3 separate regions of the Mus musculus genome follow, and all the other regions are linked to region 3. A link is a contact called in ENCODE Hi-C or POLR2A ChIA-PET data. All regions are on one chromosome and are shown on one strand. The core of a region is the stretch at or near the end of the contact, and the rest is flanking DNA. Distances in the headings are between cores, read along the strand shown. Region 1 has its middle 29 kb from the start of Adgrf1. Region 2 holds the start of E130008D07Rik (RIKEN cDNA E130008D07 gene). Region 3 holds the start of Tnfrsf21 (tumor necrosis factor receptor superfamily, member 21).

The links. A loop is a pair of places that touch in the nucleus more often than their neighbours do. ChIA-PET counts read pairs that join two places held with the same protein, here RNA polymerase II (POLR2A).
Region 1: a loop to region 3 is called in a map of mouse trophoblast stem cell, with 3 times the contacts of the local background. The contact joins the enhancer-like site here to the promoter of Tnfrsf21 in region 3. A Hi-C loop is called at or near these places in 17 of 37 maps with a recorded cell type or tissue (ES-E14, T-helper 17 cell, T-helper 2 cell and 6 more). POLR2A ChIA-PET finds 5 or more read pairs at or near these places in 4 of 5 experiments (Patski and embryonic stem cell).
Region 2: a loop to region 3 is called in a map of heart, with 2.4 times the contacts of the local background. The contact joins the promoter of E130008D07Rik here to the promoter of Tnfrsf21 in region 3. A Hi-C loop is called at or near these places in 5 of 37 maps with a recorded cell type or tissue (gastrocnemius, heart and left cerebral cortex). POLR2A ChIA-PET finds 5 or more read pairs at or near these places in 1 of 5 experiments (embryonic stem cell).

What each region holds. Positions count from the first base shown.
Region 1 is chr17:43,239,080-43,243,815 of GRCm38, forward strand. No RefSeq gene overlaps it. Among named protein-coding and RNA genes, the nearest start is that of Adgrf1, 29 kb to the right of the region's middle. Within about 2 kb of position 2,258, at least 1 of the 3 ENCODE cell types and tissues checked has a DNase peak (open chromatin) inside an H3K27ac peak, as active enhancers do; it is gastrocnemius, where a contact is called at or near this core.
Region 2 is chr17:43,156,817-43,161,179 of GRCm38, forward strand. E130008D07Rik (RIKEN cDNA E130008D07 gene) reads right to left here and starts at 1,475. Exons shown (of 6, transcript NR_045155.1): 1 at 954-1,475.
Region 3 is chr17:43,013,941-43,018,310 of GRCm38, forward strand. Tnfrsf21 (tumor necrosis factor receptor superfamily, member 21) reads left to right here and starts at 2,615. Exons shown (of 6, transcript NM_178589.3): 1 at 2,615-3,152. The coding sequence starts at 3,057.

The sequences.
Region 1 (4,736 bases), core at 1,008-3,507, 220 kb after region 3:
TTTTGTTTGGGTTTGTTTGGGACAGTGTCTCTGGTACCCCAGGCTGGCCTTGAATTCCTTAGGTAATTGTGCATGATCTTAACTACCTCTCCACCCTGTCTTTCCTCCACCTCCAGGATGCTAGGATTACAGCTGTGCACGGCCACGCCCAGTTTGTGTGGTGCTGAGACGGGACCCAGGATTTGTGCCTGCTAGGCAAGCGCTCTACCAATGAGCCACACCCCCCAGCCCTTACTTGCTATTGCAGAGGATGGAGAGTTATGTAGTGTGAGGGGTCAGGAAAGGACGGTGAGCTTCCACAGCCTTTGCCTAGGTGCCATCCACACGTGTTCAACCATCTACAAGATTCTTGAACTGTCTTTGTGGTGTTCATGGATAATCTATTGTCTATACACAGTTGATTACACCCTTGAACATTGGTGATCAATTTAACCTTTGGCTAAGGGGTTCATAAGAGATAAAAGACTGCATGCCCATATAGACTCTCATGTTTGGGGAGGGAAGGAGAGGTCTATATATCATGCACAACATTTAAGGATATACTAGGAATAGCAGAATATCAAAAGTAGTTTCAGGTAGTATTTGGATTTTTAAAGGTTATATATAAAATGCACAATGAACAAAATATCAAAAACTTACGTTTTTATCGCTGCTTGTTTATGGCTGTGGGATAAGGGCAGCTGCTATGGGCTACCCTGTTTCTGGGCCTGTGTGGCCCCTGTGTCTCCCTGTGTGTGAGGGCATCCTGTGAGGGTTGATGATGGCAAGCTGGTGAGCAACAAAGTGGTTAGCTGCGAGACTTGGATGGAGGCAAGCTTTGTAGTCATTTTGTATGGGTTTTGGCTTTTTTGTTTTAAGTCTAGATCTCTCAAGAGTTCTTTCCCTGGCTCAGAAAAGTGAAAGGACAAACCGGGCATGGTTGAGACATGAAGATTCAGAATTTAAGGCTAGCCTGGGCTGTATAGCAAGACCTGGGTTCACAAACAACTCAACAGGCCAGGGGCATTTTCATCAAGTGCATATTCTGTATACCTTTTCTCCCTCTGCCTCGGCTGCCAGTAGGGCTCAAGTATTTTGCACTGAGCAGGTTACTGAGGTCATGGCAGACAGAGGAAAGACCAAAACTCCCCTTACTGAGAGCTTGGCTACACAGACTGGCTTGTGAGAATCAGGATGAATTGCTTTCACAGCAGAGGGTTTGAGAAACAGCCAAGGAAGGGACAAGGAAGACAAGAAAACTGTAGTGATGACGTCCAGGAGCTTCCACAACAAAGTCCAGCTGCTGGTCCTGCCCCTATGCCCGGCTGTCCCTGGGACCTGGTCCTGCCCCTATGCCCAGCTGTTCACAGGGCCTGGCTATAATATCTTTCTGCCTCGGGGAAAATGAAATGCTTGTCAGATTTCTTTGAGCTGGTATATCATCCCAAGTTGATGTGTAAAGGTTAGAGAAGTCAGGCTAAGCTGTTTGAACAGAAAGCGTTCTATGCTTTGCAGATGTTCTGTGTTCTGCAAGTGTTCTACATCCTATGAATTTCTCCCAGAAATTCATGTATTGAAATCCTACCTGCTTCAGGAGGGACACTTAAAAGATGAGGCTTTTGGGAGATGATGAGGCCCTCATGGGTGTGTTTAATGCTCTTGTAAAAATGGTCTCAGGCCTGAGAAAGACCCCCTTTCTCTTTCTATCACTCTAGGATACAGGGGGAAAGGTCCATGAGAGCCAAGGCATCTTCAATAGACTCTGCCTTGATCCTGGACAGCTTAGCTTTAGGAGCTATGGCAATCAATTTCTGTTTGTAAGCTGCCTCACTATGAAACTTTATCATGGCAGCCCAAATGGACCAGGGGTGTGAAGACAAGACCTTTACCTGCCGACCTTCTGCAGACCATCTAACAAACACAAGACCTGACAGGGCTCAGTGCACATCAGGGAAAACACTGAATTAAGAATGAGTGATGACGACCCCAGTTCTGACATCCCCTTCACGTTCTGGAAACCTGCACATCTGTGGAGTATGTTTGAAACTTGACAATGAAATGTTTACCCTTGTCAAGGACAAACCAGAGGAGTCGAGTCTCCAGCTTTTGGACTGAACTTCTGGGTGTGCCTTGTTCCGTTTCTGAGCCCTTCAAGCCTGCCGGGCCCAGGAACTCAGTAGACTCATCAACAAGATTTAGTCAGCCTTGTTGAAGCCAGTGCAATTATACAGTGGAATGAGGCATGCTGCCAGGATCTTAACGTGAAGCAGGCACCCGGGGGAACATTGACAAATGACCGGAGGCTGTCTGTGCATGGCTCGCAGCCAATGACAGCCAGCTGGGCTCTTCGTCCTCATCCGTGTGACCAATCCGGACTTATGAAATGCTTTAGGACTGGGGTAAATAAACTCTAGTGGTCTTCCAAACAACATCAGAGTCTTCAGCCTCATTCCAATTATGGCTCCTCTTACTCAACTCTCATGGATCTTCGAAGACAGAACAGCCCACTCTGAAACACATAGATAGTAGGGTCACAGCTAGAGCTATAATGTCAACAGGGACCTTGGGGTCTGACAGCTCTGGTTAGAACCCCAGATCTACATCTCTCTAGCTTTGTGATCCTGGTCCAGGTTTCCAGGGCATCGGAACTTCAAGCTCCTTAGCTCTGCAAGAGAACTGAGATGCAGAATGAAGGAGTTAAAGAGTGTATGGGTTAAATCCATGCATTAGATGCTCCATAAAGACCCTTCATCCTTTATTGTTTCTGAAGCTCCCATCTCCTTAAAGAAATGTGTCAAGAGAAGTTTCTGTTTAAACAAGCTTTGAGATTGTGTGTGTGTGTGGTGTCTGTGTTTCTGTGTTAGTTCTTTGGAAATTCTGTATAATGTGTTTTAAGCATGTCCATCCCTCCCCTAACTCTTCCTAGATCCACCCCCTTCCTTACCCATCTAGTTTTGTGTCCTCTTTGCTCTTCTTTTAAGCTCAGCAAGTTGGAGTGTGCTGCCAAGATGTGTGTCCTCTCATTGGGGTGTGGTCAACCTCTCAGGAGCCATACCCTTAAAGAAAACTGACCTCCCATAGTAACTATCAGTTGTGTGCATTAAGCTTACATTCAAATGTGTTTGTATGTGGGCTCATCTGTGTGTATGTGTACATGTGGGCATGTAGGAACCAGATATTAATATCAAGTGTCTTCCAATTGCTATTTACATTATTTATTGAGACAGTCTATCTTACTGAATCCAGAGCTTACCAATTCAGAATAGTCAAGCAAGCTGGATTGCCCCAGGGATCCATTGTTTCCCCTTCCTAAGTATTGAGTTACAGGTGGATGCTATACGTGTCTAGTTTCTATGTGGGTTCAGGGGATCTGAACTGTGATTCTCAATCTTGCATGGCAAGTGCTTTTACTATTCATGGAGTCATCTCCTCATCCCAGTATCAGAATATCTGAAGTATTTTGATGCTTGATGAACACAGAGGGTCACAAAAATAGTAGGATACATATCTCCAACAAAAACCATATTTTTCTAAAATACAAATGGATCCTAAATATAACATATATACATAAGTATACATATCTTATAGTCTTATAGATATACTTTATACTTATGCCTGTGTGTGTGTATGTGCACACACACACACACACACACACACACACACACACACAAACTATGATGCTGGGGTTGGACCTTGTACCTAAATCAGGAGGAGGCAAACACAGTTCAGGGACAGCGCTTGCCTAGTGAACTATATTTTGCAACACTTTAGATTTCTAGTGCTTCAGAACTTCCAAAGACTTCCTGTTGGTTTTGGCAGAGACCAACAATCCAACAGGAAAAGAAAAATAAAGGAAAAGAGTAGACAATTCCTGAAACGAAAAATGCAAATGGCTTTTTGTTCATGGGCTTGTTCTGTTTTGTTTCGGGACTGCTTGGGACTTGCTTTGTAGCCCAGGCTGGCCACACACTTACTGAGATGCTCCTGCTTCTACTTCCCCAGTGCTGGCATTGTAGGTGTGGTGCGCCACCGCGACTGGCTCAACTGACATTTTACACATGTGCAGTAATGCTCATGACCACTCTGAATAATGAACTAAACCGAACTTATACAAAATTGATGGTTTTTAATCTGCTGAGTCTGCAAACATACAAGTTTGATGACAATCTTATGGGCCTGGTTCTATGCAAGGAGATTACTTCTATATGTGGTAGATGTATCCACCTCTGTGAATTTATATGGAAAGATCTCCAGGCAAAGTGACAGAAGTAAAGAGTGAGTGACACGAATGTGTGGAAAGAGTATATTCTGTACAAATGAAGCACAAGGGGATGGGGCTGTCACTCAATTGTGACACTGCTTATGTAGCATGCAGGAAGCCTTGGGTTTGATTTTAGGATCACACAAACTCAGCAAGGTATATATCTAATCTCAGCACGCAGGAGGTCTAATATAAAGCATTTTTAATGAATGAAAAAAGCCTATTTAAAAATAAACAGATAGGGTCTGTCACATAGGCAGCTGACACTGACTTCTATATTATATATACACTTTTCTTATTCTTTTTTAAAAAATATTTTTATTACGTATTTTCCTCAATTACATTTCCAATGCTATCCCAAAAGTCCCCCATACCCTCCCCCCCAACTCCCCTACCCACCCACTCCCACTTTTTGGCCCTGGCGTTCCCCTGTACTGGGGCATATAAAGTTTGTGTGTCCAATGGGCCTCTCTTTCCAGTGATGGCCGACTAGGCC
Region 2 (4,363 bases), core at 225-2,724, 140 kb after region 3:
ATATTGACCAAGGGATGGACCTTAGTTGGGACCATTTCACAGAACTTCCCACCTGAGAATGGCCTGAGCCATGGGTTGCAGGGGCAAAGGGCAAACCTATAGGCCACTGTACTTTCCCATGATGCTTTGCTGTTTCCTAAGAACTATAATTCCCAGCATTGCAGGAAGTTACTGGGTTTCTGGGCAGGTAAGGCTTACAGGTTAATTTTGGGCATTATAAGACAAATACCAAAATATTATCTATGATACTATTGCTTTATTTTATTTTATTTTCAATTACATATGCTTGTATGTGCATGAGAGTGCAAGTGCCCACAGAGGTTAGAAGGAGGTATTAGGTATCCTGGAGATGGAGTTACAGGAGATTATGAGCTATCATATAGATGTTGGAATTAAACCTCAGTCCTCTGGAAGAGCAGCCAATGAGCCATATCTCCAGCCCTATCAACCTGTTGGGTTGTTTAAAAATAATTCTTTTATTTTTATTTTTAAGTATGTGTGTGTTTGTGTGTGTGTGTGTACATGGGTGCAGTACCCTAAGAGACCGGAAGAGAACATTGGATTCCCCCCCCCCCCACCGCCCCCACCTCCCGAGCTGGAGTTACAGGCAGATGTGTCCCTTGGAAACCAAACTCAGCTCGCCTAGAAGAGGACTGGACTATCGAGCCTAAGCGCCCATCTAAGTCTTTGTATCCAGTCTTTCTGCAACCCTGGAAGCCTTTTTACCAAAAAGTACATTCTTTCATCCTAGCTGTTTTTTGTGACTAGCACCTGCTGAAAAAAAAAAATAAGAAAGAAAGAAAGAAAGAAAAAACCCAAAACATCATCAAAACAACAAAAAGCCAAGCCCACCAACAAGAAACGGATATACACAAAAGCCAAGAAAAACAAAACAAGCCCCCCCAAGCCCCAGCTATTCATCAAGATAGGAAAGAGAAACACCCAACTCCTACCTGCGCTTGGTGATTGCTTGGTGAAAAATAAAAGTATTTTTCCTCTCATTCCTTCTTTTGTGATCAAATGAATAATGAAGGGATTGAGCCTTTGCTAGTGTGCATGCCCCTGCAGGGAGCCAAGAAACAAATAGGTTTCCTAAGGGTATAACCCAGCCTTTTCGGCTTTTCCGTCATCACGTGATTGAGGGCTTCTGCTTCCCACTTAACCTGCATCCTTCCCAGACTGATTCATGGAACCTCAAGGGCTCTACAGGAAAATTCAAACATCAGCTTCTCTCTGCCATAGGACTTCCATCCGAAGGAATGGTTCCTTGGTTGTTGCCTTCACAGCCCTCACATCCGGGCTGGACCTGGCAGAAAGTTGACATTTGACCCCTATCTAGAGCATAGACGATGCTGGCAGCCGTATGTCCTCACTTTTGCCATTCCGGTGCCTCCCTCGGGGCACAGCCAAGGTTCCGAGATGGGCATTTTCAGGAGGAAACGATTTTATTTGAGGTCTTGGCAGGGAGATGAGAGGAGGAGGCGTGCCACCTTCTGTAACAAAAGGCATTTCCCAGCCTTAGACACACCCTTAGGCCCAGATGTACACTCCCACTCCTGTCAATCCAACTGCACTGACTAGCAACCCTAATGCCTGCTGCTTCCAGGCACCCCGCAGCCTGCGTCTTGTTTCCACTATTTCCTCTGCCTGTCGCAGGGAAAGCCTCACTACCAAGAGCCTTCAAACACAGTTCCTGTTACTAATTTTGCCCCAAAGGGTACCACAGTGATTAACTTAATGCTTCCCCAGGGATGACTCTCTCTGTCTGGGGTCAGGGTGGGGCTGGATGGATTTTCTTTATTAAGGATGGTGGGAACCCTCTTTTGAGCTTTGAAGTCTCGCCTTAGATTTTTTTTTAATTTTATTTTTTATTTTTGATAACTACAAAGGGACAGGAAGTCTCTTTTTACTCCTCTGAGGCTTGCTGTTCTCCAGGGGCATGGAAAATGTACACGTTGTTAGCCCCCCAAGCCTGGGGGCTGGGGCCCGCGCTCTGCCGGATTGTTTTTATATCCCAGCAAAAAGCATCTGTGTGCAGAACAGCAGCTGGTCTGCTGCTGCCAACTGCACGTTCCCAGTACCAATGTAAGCACTTTCCTTAGAGGTTAAAACCCCCAAGGCACTGTTTGTGTTTGGAGAAGAAATGCTCTAAAAATAGTAAGTGGGGGTTTAAAGTCTCTTCGTCAGATGTTCGGAAGCACGCTGACCTGGTGCGCTGCTTCTTAGAACCAGAGCTCATTGGCAGGTTGCTGTGCCTTGCACCTACGATTCCTGACTCCTTCAGTAAGCTAGCTGGTGAAGAGCTGGAGAATCTGTATTTATAATAAATCCCCGGGTGGGGCATTGATGTTGCTGATTTTAAGAACACACACTGTTGTAGCCAGTCAAAAGACCCTTACTCAGAAAGACCACAGAGACCGCCGCCATCGCTGCAAACCGCATGAGGATTTTTATTGATCCAACATGTTGGGGACACCCCTCTCAGCACGCAGGCCAGAGGAGAGACCCAGAACAAAGAAAGATCACATTTTTTATACCTTTGTAAGGGGCAGATTTGAGTAACAGGGTTCTTATTGGTGTAGCAAGTAACCCTTTCAGGCATTGGTTGGTTTGTATAGTGACTAAGTAACCCTATGGCCCAGTGACTACTTTGCTTGCCCCCATGGTGGGTTATTATGATTTGGTCAGCAAAGTAATAGTACTTTAACATCACAGCTATTAACGTCAAGGGAATTCTCACAACAAGCTCAGGGTGGTTTGTGGTCTTTGTCAGAATTCAGTGTGGGGCAGGGGTCAGGAGAATTGCTAATCTTGTTATGGTTACTTCTCTGAGAACAGCTAGTATTGTTTTGGTAGTTGCAAGCTTAATCATTTTGACCACCAAAACTATGTTTTTACATTTGTTTAGTCAGCCGGCTTCCCTATCTGGCTCTGCACGTGGCCTGCAAGTACAGTTTGGAAAGTGTTTTTCGAAGGAGGAAGGTACTGGGTGGTCTTGAATTCATTTTGGATATTACAACACAAAGAACCACTGGTCTGGTGTATTTCCCCCCAGTCTGTTGTTGGCTGCAGGGTGTAATACAGACACAGGGTTTATTACCAGGGAGAGGAGGGTACCATAGCTTGATGCAATTCCTTATTACCTGTGTCGCCAAGAGCAAGTAGCTTAACCTTGCTGGTCTCTGTTTCCTCCCTTCCTTGACAATCATTTCTATAGAGCTAATTTATATCAGGATCTTAATTATCTTGTTTTGTGGAGGGCACATGTTTATAAAACGTTGATCTTTCTCCCTACCAATATTTTTTCTCATTGTCATTTAAAGAGTCAGTTTTGGGACTGACAAGATGGCTTAGTGGGTAGAGAAGGCTTGCCACCAACCCTGATGGTGGGAGCTCAATCTTTGGGACTCACAAGGAAGAAGGAGAAAACAGACTCTGATCTGTACACATTTAAATTGGCACGTGAGCCCTTCTCCTCAAATAAAGTCACACACACACACACACACACACACACACACACACAGAGAGAGAGAGAGAGAGAGAGAGAGAGAGAGAGAGAGAGAGAGAGAGAGAGAGAGAAAGATACACACACACATCCCATACACATTTTTTGGCCAGGTTAGACAATGCTGGGGAAAGATATCAGATTTATGCATCTCTCTCTCTCTGGACTGAGTTGGTGACTGTGGGAAGGGATGGGACTTGACTACTGCAACTTGTCAGAGCACAGTAGGCCACTGTGAATTGCAGCTCTCAGACTCCTGGTACCATCCCATAGTCCAGCACATGGGAGCTAAAAGTCCAAATAACAACAATGCTGTCTGAGGACTTGGAGGCAGGTGACATTGTGGTAGGGATTTGTGGATTTCGATGTGTGTTTGTTCTCTGTTTTTAACACCTTCCATCAGATAAGTTCCTGTCCTGTTTCTTCAGATCCCAACCTGTTTTCCATTTCCTTGGGGAGCCTTTGAAATATGTGGCTGGATCTGGATGTTATGAACTTGTATGGAGTTCTGCACAAGTCTTTATAGTTTCATTTGATTGCAATCCAATTAATGTAAGGATCCTCCCTGAATGATGCGCCCTGTGAAAGCAAACTCCATGCTTAATCTCTTCCCTATACTTGTGTAGTATGCATTTCTTGACTTTTCATGAGACATTCAGAGACTATCCTATAAAAGTGTGTAAGTCATAAAAGTGTGAGATTAAAAAAAATAGCAGGTGCAAATGAATCACATTTTCTTGATCCATTCTTTGGGAAACATCTGGGTTGTTTCCAGTTTCTTGCTATTACAAATATAGCTGCTATGTACCTGGTAGAACAAGTATCCCTGTGGTATGGTGGAGCATCTTTTGGGTACAC
Region 3 (4,370 bases), core at 1,365-3,864:
TGTACAGTTTTGGAAGAAACATGCAAAGTTTAAATTCGGCTGGGGATCAGAGGCAGTTATTTTATGGCAAAGATGAGATTGGTTTTGTCCAGCTTGGCCTCATTTGTACCTCTCCATTTTAGCTATAGTCACATCTTATTAATACTTACCTCACTCTTTGGAGCTTAGGCAGAAAATCCATTATTTATGGTTGAGTATTCACCATTTATGTGTAAGTAAGGACATCTGTATGCCATTGAATATGTGGTTGTGAAGTAATTAAAACAGTTTACAGTGTAAAATGAAAGACATTTCTCTATTTTAAACATGCAATAGAGAAATGGCATTTTATATATTGTTTAGAAAGATTTATTTATTTATTTAATGTATGTGGGTACACACTGTAGCTGTACAGATGGTTGTGAGCCTTCATCTGGTTGTTGGGAATTGAATTTAGGACCTCTGCTCGCTCCAGCCAACCCCATTTGCTCTGGTTGGCCCCACTTGCTCCATCCCAAAGATTTATCTATTATTATAAATAAGTACACTGTAGCTGTCTTCAGACACACCAGAAGAGGGCGTCAGATCTCATTATGGATGGTTGTGAGCCACCATGTGGTTGCTGGGATTTGAACTTAGGACCTTCGGATGAGCAGTCAGTGCTCTTACCTGCTGAGTGCTGAGTCATCTCACCAGCATTTTATATTCTAACTAGATTCAATAGACACTTTTGTTTTGTTTTGTTTTGTTTGTTTTTTGTTTGTGATGAAGAATACTAAGGGGTTTTTACTTAGTTAGCAGTAAGCAAGATGAACTGAATATATTGTATCAAGAGGCATCGAGATTGCATGGCTGTAACTCAGGTGGTGATGAAGGAGGATAACCATCCCCTGGAGGCTAACCTGAGCTACACAGCAAGACCCAACCCAAAAGCAGCCAGCCAACCAAACCAAACTCAAACCCAAAGGCCCGTGAAAAATTGAATTCTGATGATTAGTGCCCCATAAGGACCTTATGGAACATGAAAACAATAGGAAGAACAAAGAGAACGAGCAGGTCAGAACCACACTTACCCAAATTAAAGTCTCCCAGCTTGGAAGATCAAATCATACATTACCTCAAGTAACTCATATTTGTCTGCAAGGTGTCAGCTGACCCCTTTTCTTTAATATCTCACTTCCCACCCCCACCCCCTTTTAAACAGAAAGACCTTTGATTGTGGTGGCCAATAATTTGAAGTTTTGAAGAATTAATTGGCCCTATTATACATGAAGACATAGTAATCCCCCTTCACTTTTGGAAGCCTCGGAGAGAGTTTGAGAATTTCAAGTTGAAATATCACCCCCTTTCACAAAATTCTGTATTTAAGGATAGTATTTTTCAGAATTTAAAAAAATTTTTTACTGGAAACTTAATATTACAGCATTCCCCTTCAGGGTTTATGGTCAAGCTTTTTTAAATATATGTTTTATTTCTTTAACTGGCAGATGTTTGAAAGATGAGAGTAGGATTAATCCTCATATTAATTTTTAAATACATCTCATTCTTCCAAAGAATGCCGAGAAAAAGAACCAACTCTCCATGTAGTAACTGGCAAGGAAGGAAATAGGGCTCCTACCATGGCAACTCCCTGTCAGGGATGCTTAGTGTTGTTTCTGTCCAGGTTCCTCACTGCTGAGAACAAATAGCCAACAATACTGAGAGACGGGGAGGTTTCTTCTGGCTAACAGTTTCAGGGATACAGTTATTGCAGGAGAGGAGAGGAGAGGAGAGGAGAGGAGAGGAGAGGAGAGGAGAGGAGAGGAGAGGAGAGGAGAGGAGAGGAGAGGAGAGGAGGCAGCTGGTTAAACCGGGTCTGCAGTCAGGAAGCAGGGGAGCCACACATAAATGCCGAGACTACACTTGCTTTTTCCTTTTGCTCCACTGTGAGAACACAGCAGACCTCAAAACACAGCAGTTTGGGAACCAACACACACGTCTCTTTGTGTCTGGCAATTGATGTAAGCTCCATGGTTTTTGCTTTTTTTCTAGCTCCTTTAATTGATTGATTGATTGATTGATTGATTGATTGATTTCTGAGACTGGATTTTGCTCTGTAAGCCAGGCTTGTGTAGAACTCCAATTTTGGCTGGCCTGGAATTGGAGAAGTTCATATTCTCATTATACAGAGTGCTTAATGGCACCGTTATGCTCAGGTCATTCATTCATTCATTCATTCATTCATGCATGCATGCATGCATGCATGCATGAGATAGGAGTTTTCTGTGTAGCTCAGAATTTCCCTCCAACTTCAAATTCTCCTTCCTCAGCTTTCCTGGCAATGAAAATACAGGCCTGCGCCATTATGCGCAAGTTATATTGGCTGTTGTTAATATTTATGTTAGGAAAAGAAAATAGTCTCTGTTTTACATACAATCTACTTGGAATCATTTTTTTTTTTTAAAGTTAAGTCGGGGTGAGGGGTGTGTGCAGGTTAACAAGCAAACGCAATTCCTCCAGCTAACGCCAAGGGGCACCCTCTCCTTCCCCTCGGTTTCTGGAGCGCCTTGAGTTCTTTCCATCTGCACAAAGAGCCCGGCCTCCTCCCGGGTGACATCACAAAGGGTCGTTCTCCGCCCCTTCGGCGCCACCACGTGTGTCCCCGAGCTGAGTGGCCATCCGACTCAGTCCCTCGCCGGCCGGTCTAGGCAGCGGAGGAGGCGAGTGCTTGATAGTGGCTGGAAGCTTCGCTATGGGAAGTCGCTCTTTAGCACTGTCGCGGCTAGCCCTGCTCTCTGGTTCTCCGCAGCCGCTGTCGTTGGAGAGCACCGGGAGGCGCGGGTTGCGAGCGCGCCTGCTTCTCACCGCCCGGGCGCCAGCGCCCCTGGGCAGGTGCTGAGCGCCTTTCGGAGCCTCCCCTGCTGCCTCCCTCTTCCGCCTGGGTGCCTGGCTGCTGCAGTGCACATGGGCTGCTGGAGGTAGATGGGCTCACCGCCCGTGAGGCGGCGGTGGATGCGGCGCTGGGCAGAAACAGCCACCAATTCCAGCTGCCGTGGGGCCGAGCGCCCCGGGCGCCGCTGCGAGCCCCGAGCTCGGCCATGGGGACCCGGGCAAGCAGCATCACCGCCCTCGCCTCTTGCAGCCGCACCGCCGGCCAAGTCGGAGCCACGATGGTCGCCGGCTCTCTTCTCCTGGTGAGCGATAGGAGGGGACCCTAGGGTGGCGGCTACGTTCGAGCCTGTGTCCGGGAGCCGGGCGGGTCCTCGGGCCCGTAGTGCCGGAGGCGCGCGGTGGGACCAGACGGGTTGGAAGGGTTGGTTACAAGGCAATAGCCAGACCGAGGAGGACTCCTACTAGATCGTGTGTGTGTGTGTGTGTGTGTGTGTGTGTGTGTGTGTGTGTGTGGTGAGCTAAGGCTAGTGAGTGTTAAAGAATTATTTTTCTTGCAATCTGGCTGCTTGAAGGAGGCGCGAGAGGTGTCCGCCTCGAGGTCCTGCGCATTTTTGGGTTTTTGCCCCCGACTCGGCCTATCTCGCACCCCAACACCCAGCCTCACCCCAATATCATTCGCTGCCAGACCCTCGGCGCGGTGCGAGGCCCGAGTAGTCCTGTCAGTAGCCAGCTGCCGGTTGTGGCCGCTCCTTTGTCGCTACTGCAATGTCATGTCCGGATGCTACCGCAGTGGAGACAGCCGGATCGGTGCGCTCCGGACGCGAGCAACCGCTGCATGCTTCCGCGCGCGAAGCTTTCCGGAGTAGGGCGCAGGCCACCCCTTGCTTCAGCTTCCTTGCTTCTCTCCTCCCTCTTAGTTCAGATGGGTCCTGATTTCTGCAAGCCAAAAGAAGAAGAAGAAGAAGGAGCCCGGGTGGGTGGTGGGGGTGGGGTGGGAGGGGGAGGAGGAGAAGAAGGACCCAGAGACCCAGGCGCCTCTAAAGCACAGGCTTGGAGCCAACCGGCGCTGTGGCTCTCAGTCGAGGGGGAGGGGAAAGAGCTACATAAAGGACGATTAATTTTCCCCATCCTTTTCTTATTTCTCCCTTTCTGTGTTTAGACATGTCACCAAGCAAGATGATGCAGGCTCTCTCAGCACCCAAATCTGGGGCGTGCCCGGATTGCAATCCTCCATCACTTTATCTGATCAAAACCTGACATCATCCCTTATCCAAAACTTACCCCCAGCTGGCCCTTTATTTCCAATATTGGGGCCAAGTGGGGAATTAGGTGGAAGAAAATTTGAATTCAAACCCTTGAGATGCTATAAACCAATCATGTCTTTCATCCCTGCAGGGAGGATGAAGGTTGTTAGCTAAAAACTAAACAAAAACAAAAAAGAGCTTGTTTTCATGGTTGGGCTGTGTAAGGGAAGGCAGGCCTCTTGTCTCCTTCCTCTAAAGGGCTTACTGCCTGGCCAG